Linked DNA regions of Homo sapiens: region 1 is linked to region 2. A link is an interaction called in ENCODE POLR2A ChIA-PET data of the cell type or tissue named here. Cell type or tissue: GM12878. All regions are shown on one strand. Links, peaks and the distances in the headings refer to the core of each region. The heading gives the core; the rest is flanking DNA.

Region 1 (2,804 bases), core at 267-2,766, 86 kb before region 2:
AAAGTAACAGCTTAAAACTGGTGTCTAAGTTGTTGGTTTCAACTTGGAGCAGAGGGAGGTGTGTAATGAAGCACCATCACACATCTGAGGAAGGCCCGCTGTGGGAGTTCAGCATCCCGAGTGTCTTTACTGAAAATGTGGGCAAAGAAACCAGAAAGGCCTTCACATCTTTAGAGGACACTCAATTGGATGCAGTTTAGTGCTCTGAAAGAGACAATATGATCTACAGTAATAGCAGTAATTTTTTAAAAACACAGTAGAGTTGAGGAGAGATAAATACAGTGATACCAAGGCACAGGGTTGAAACATCTACACATGGCCAAATACCCAGGAAGAAAATCAGGGTCCCTGCTAACTACAGCTCATACAGCCCTGGCCTGGCTCCCAGGATCGATATGTGGGCAGCCTGGAGCAAAGGTCCCTTATGTGTCCCAGCTGCAGAAGTCACCTGACAGTGTGTGCGTCACTGTCCTGTCTCACCACTGCCTCCTGACGGAGGTGAGACAGGACCCATGGTAAGGTCAGCTGGCCCAGCTCTCTGTCCTTATTCTCAGGCTGGCCCCAGAAAGACTTGCCCCTCCCATTTGCATACACACTGCAAACTCTTCCATCTACTGCTTGTACCATCCTGGGGAGGGGAAGTGCAAATACCACTATGCACTATGGCCAACTTATAGCGGATGCGACTTACAGTCAGGTAGCAAAGCCCTGACCCAGGCACCCTGACTCCTAGTCTAGTGCTTCTCTGAGTCTCTGTGGCCCTGTCTGCCAATTCTGAGCTTTCAAAGCCTCTGTTTCTTGCACCCTGTGATGGGAGGGAGGATGGTGGCTGGCAGGGGTAGGGTAGGAGAGTGCCCCACAGGCCTCAAAGTCCTGGTGGCATCACAGCGTTGCCTCAGCTCAGTAGCCATCTGACCTGCCATGCCCTTGTGCGCATCTCTGATGCTCTCAGATGCTAACTCTCTGCTATTTACTTGAGGAATGACATTTTAAAATGTGGCAGATATGCACCTTGAGTTGCAGCACTCATACAGGAGAACATTCCAGATTACTCTATAGACTGCTAACATCAGTGGCAGAACAGAAGGAGGCCCTCACAGCTTAGCCCTGTAGCTGCCCACCAAGCCCCCGAGAGGGGCCTGGAGCCAGTGCGGTCACTGCAGGAGCTGGGGGTTTAGTGGGGAGTTGAGAACAATTCCTGCAGCCCCTTCTAGGGAAGTGCCTAGGCTAATCCCATGAATGGACAAGAACTGCCACCATAAGCCTCCTTAGTGGACACAGGAGCCCTAGGGAATTTCCACTGGGTCTTTACCCCAGACACGAAGGTGTTTCCAGTTTCTGAGGGGGCCAGGTCCAAGCAGAGGACGTCAGCCCCATGTCCGTGGAAGCTCTGCAGCAGCTGCCCGCTCTCCACGTCCCACAGGGCACATGTGCCATCGCCGCTCGCTGTCAGGATCTGCCCGCAGAAAAGGACAGGAAGTGGGTGGTTGTGGTTATTGCTTATGCCGGGGGCAGTCAATCAGAGGCTTAACGTTCCGCAGGGAAAAGCAGAACACACACACACACACACACACACACACACACACACACACACCCTACCTGCTGTATCTGGGTTCATGCACAGAAATCTCTCTCCTATACAAAGAAGGAAAGAGTGCATTTCCTACACCCTCACAGTCCTTGAGTTGTGTTTATATGGTTGTGGTTATTGCTTATGCCGGGGGCAGTCAATCAGAGGCTTAACGTTTTGCAGGGAAAAGCAGAACACACACACACACACACACACACACACACACACAGGGAAAAGCAGAAAACACACACACACACACACACACACACACACACACACACACACACACACACACACACACACCCTACCTGCTGTATCTGGGTTCATGCACAGAAATCTCTCTTCTATACAAAGAAGGAAAGAGTGCATTTCCTACCCTCACAGTCCTTGAGTTGTGTTTATATGCCTGCCTCCCAGCAGAGCTGAAATCCTGGCGGCCTCATGGTGGTACCTACAGGGCTCTACACATGCCTGGCTCGTAGGAAGTGTTCCGTGAGTCTCTACTGAGTGTTTAAAACCTTCGATGCCTCCCACTGCTGTGCAGGCCAAAAACTTAAAGTGCTTCTTGGATACTGATGCATACACATCACTGGGCTGCTTGCTAATAGAGTCTGGGGTGGGGCCTGAGCGTCTACACTTCTCACAGGCTCCCAGGGAATGCTGAGGCTGGTCACGGGGCACACTGGGAGCAGCAGGGGTCTAGGCAGCATCTTGTTGGACATTCTCTGTTGCTGCTTTTCCCGAGCACAGTGCTGCCCAGAGGCTTCCCAGGACCACTGACGGGTGCCAGAGGATATTCACGCATACACAGGTTCAAGAAACATCTGCTGTGTGCTGACAGTGTCTGCCAGGCACTCTGCTAATGCATGAGGGTTTGCAGAAAGATTGTGTCTCAGTTTCTGTTCTCCCAGAACTCAGTTTAATAGGATTGCCAGTAAGAATGAAACCAACATAATTCCCCATCCCTGTGTTAAACAATTCTGGGACCAGGCCAACTTTCCTGTTACTATGTTAAACCATATTGAGACCAAGTAAAAATAACTTAACTGCTTGCTGCAGAAAATACCTGCTCCTGGGAGAAAAGACTGTGAATCGATTAGACAACTTACCAAGATTAACAGCTTGCTCATCCAGACTCAAAGACTGTTCGCTTGCTGGGCTCACCAATCCAAAGCTAAAACGGCCTTGCAAGACCCACCTTAAAATCACCAAGCCTGGACCCTGAAATCCTCTA
Region 2 (2,804 bases), core at 107-2,606:
GGAGCTTGGAGGCAGCAGCCTGTTTATTTTTTTGTATGTTTTTTCAGAGACAGGATCTCACTCTGTCACCCAGGCTGGAATGCAGTGGCACAACCACGGCTCACTTCAGCCATCACCTCCCGGGCTCAAGTAATCCTTCCACTTCAGTCTCCCACATAGCTGGGACTACAGGCGCATACTGCCAAGCCTGACTTATTTTAAAAAAATTTTTGGGCTGGGTTCAGTAGCTCACGGCTGTAATCCCAGAACATCGGGAAGCCAAGGTAGGTGGATCACCTGAGGCCAGGAGCTCAAGACCAACCTGGCCAACATGGCGAAACCCCATCTCTACTAAAAATACAAAAAAAAAAAAATTAGCTGGGTGTGGTGGTGGGTGCCTGTAATTTGATATACTCAGGAGGCTGTGGCAGGAGAATCACTTGAACCCGGGAGGCGGAGGCTCCAGTGAGCCGAAATCGCACCATTGCATTCTAGCCTGGGCAAGGGCGAAACTCAGTCTCAAAAAAAAAAAAAAAAATTTTTTTTGTAGAGATGAGGTTTCATCATATTGCCCAGACTGGTCTCAAACTCGAACTCCTGGCCTTAAATGATCCACCCATCACCGCTTCCCAAAGTGCTGGGATTATAGGTGTAAGCCACTGCACTCAGCCTGCACCTCCTTTAAATGTCCTACATACCTTCCCATATCTTTCAACTAGCCCCCTTCTCACATTTGTTACCTGCCCAGCCCCCTAGAGAACCAGAGTTTAAAAGCCCTGAGTACAAGGACATTTCAATGTCATTTCCGGGGTACAGGAAACCGTTTTCTAAAAGCAGGTTAATGAGGGTTTCAGTTACCTTTCATTTTCTCAGCTTGTTCATTCAGGCGGATTTCAAGATCTTGCTTCTGTTTCTCCAATTCTGAAATTTGCTGTTTAAAGTCTGGGATCATCTTTAGAGAAGAATTAGAAATATTAGAATATAAAATACTTTTATCTATGAACTTTAAAATCTTAGAAGCAAACTGAACTATCTTGGTGTTCAGCCTGCAGAACAGATAGCTGTGTAAAAGAGCTAGCCACGACATTAGACTGGATTAACATTTTTTTTTAACCTCAAAACCTATATAGTCTCAGGAAACACCAGTATGCTCAGAGGAAGCAGTTCTCACACAGCTACGACAGGGAGAGAAGGATGTGTACATGTATAGAAATCCTATGCTGAGTTGAGGGAGGAATTAGGTGAAGAAATGGCAGCCAGCGTCTTTGGTCCAAGCCCAGAGCCATCGTCTCCTCATCTAGGAACAGGAAAAGCCATCTCAAAGGGTCCCACTGCTACTTTTGAATTCAAGGACATGCACTGCTCTGTTAGTGGAGGTCTGGAATCACCCGGTAAGTTTCTCAATCCTTTGTCCCTATCTGTATATTTCTTTACATGTCCATCGCCTCCACCCCCAGTTAGGTTAAAACAGGGTTTTTTTTCCTTCCCCAAGTTTATAAACATGCTCATTTTAAAACTGAGTGGCTGAGATCCAGGCCTCTGAAGTCTAAATGAAGAATACAGACAGCCCCTGATTTACGATGGCTCAACTTACTATTTTTCGAGTTTGTGATGGTGTGAAAGTGATATGCATTTAGTAGAAACCATACTTCAAGTACCCATTCAACCATTCTGTGTTTCACTTTCAGTATAGTATTTGATAAGTTACATGAGACATTCAACACTTTATTATAAAAATAGGCTTTGTGTTAGATGATTTTGCCCAAGTACAGGCTAATGTAAGCATTCTGAGCACGTTTAAGGCAGGCTGGGCTAAGCTACGATGCTTGGTAGGTCAGGTGTATTATATGCATTTTCAACTTACAATACAATACTTCCAGCATACGATGGGTTTATTGGGACGTAGCCCCATGGTAAGCTGAGGAGCATCTGTACTTGTTTGAATGTGCAATTGGGTCTCACTGCAAATTCCTCATTAAAGTTTCATCCAAGGAATAAACAAAGATGTAAAGGTCCCCCACTACCGTTCCCTGTGTCCACCCCTGGTCCTCAACTGCTGCTACAGCCCCGAGATTTCCTAACACTCTCAGTTTAGGGAGAGGAGGGGGTAGTAAGGAAGTAGGGGAGCAGCAGCCAGTGAGGCGGGACAAGAATGCTGGGAGAGCGGGGCGTCCTGGAAGCCAAGAGAACAAGGCAGAGAGGGCAAGATTAGCATCGCCAGAGGCTGCTGAGACACTGAGTAAGATGAGGGTGCAAAGGAACCCTTAGTGCTCAGCTCTGTGCAGGCAGAGTCAGCCAGTGGTGGGGACACACGACAGAATGGGGTGGTGGGCAGTGAATGGGAGGTGTGCGGAGGAAGTATGCCTAGAGGGTCTTTGTAAGTCTGACTAAGACCCCAAAGAAATGGGTGATGGCCACAGCAGTGTGGGGTTAAGACAGAGATGGCTTTTTGAATGAGGAGATTCCTAAAGCATTTCTCCAGGCCAGTAGGCATGAGTTGGAAGAAAGAATGAGACAAATGCAGTGGCTAGGAATGCACGTCATGGAAGAGGAAGCCCTTGAAAAGGTGAGATTTGAAGGCCGGGCACGGTGGCTTATGCCACTTTGGGAGGCTGAGGCAGGCGGATCACGAGGTCAGGAGTTCGAGACTAGCCTTGCCCACATAGTGAAACCCTGTCTCTACTAAAAATGCAAAATTAGCTGACCGTGATGGTGGGCGCCTGTAATCCCAGCTACTCGGGAGGCTGAGGCAGGAGAATTGCTTGAACCTGGGAGGCGGAGGTTGCAGTGAGCTGAGATCATGCCATTGCACTCCAGCCTGGGCA

What was found. ChIA-PET counts read pairs that join two places held together with the same protein. Peaks named below come from ENCODE experiments on the same cell type or tissue, not always from the same donor. Only the 100,000 strongest peaks of a DNase experiment are listed, where the experiment ranks them.
Region 1: POLR2A ChIA-PET joins it to region 2 with 5 read pairs; 3 of 35 experiments call an interaction of 5 or more read pairs at or near these places.

What each region holds. Positions count from the first base shown.
Region 1 is chr15:52,134,301-52,137,104 of GRCh38, forward strand. It overlaps GNB5 (G protein subunit beta 5), which reads right to left. Exons shown (of 13, transcript NM_016194.4): 8 at 1,313-1,456. Among named protein-coding and RNA genes, the nearest start is that of BCL2L10, 23 kb to the left of the region's middle. In GM12878, for the core only: no CTCF peak of the experiment used is centred there; a DNase peak (open chromatin) is centred at 1,511; H3K27ac peaks cover 505 bases.
Region 2 is chr15:52,220,325-52,223,128 of GRCh38, forward strand. MYO5C (myosin VC) reads right to left here. Exons shown (of 41, transcript NM_018728.4): 30 at 838-931. LOC105370820 (a long non-coding RNA gene) reads left to right here and starts at 836. Exons shown (of 4, transcript XR_007064638.1): 1 at 836-1,370. In GM12878, for the core only: no CTCF peak of the experiment used is centred there; a DNase peak (open chromatin) is centred at 1,644; H3K4me3 peaks cover 1,200 bases; H3K27ac peaks cover 2,186 bases.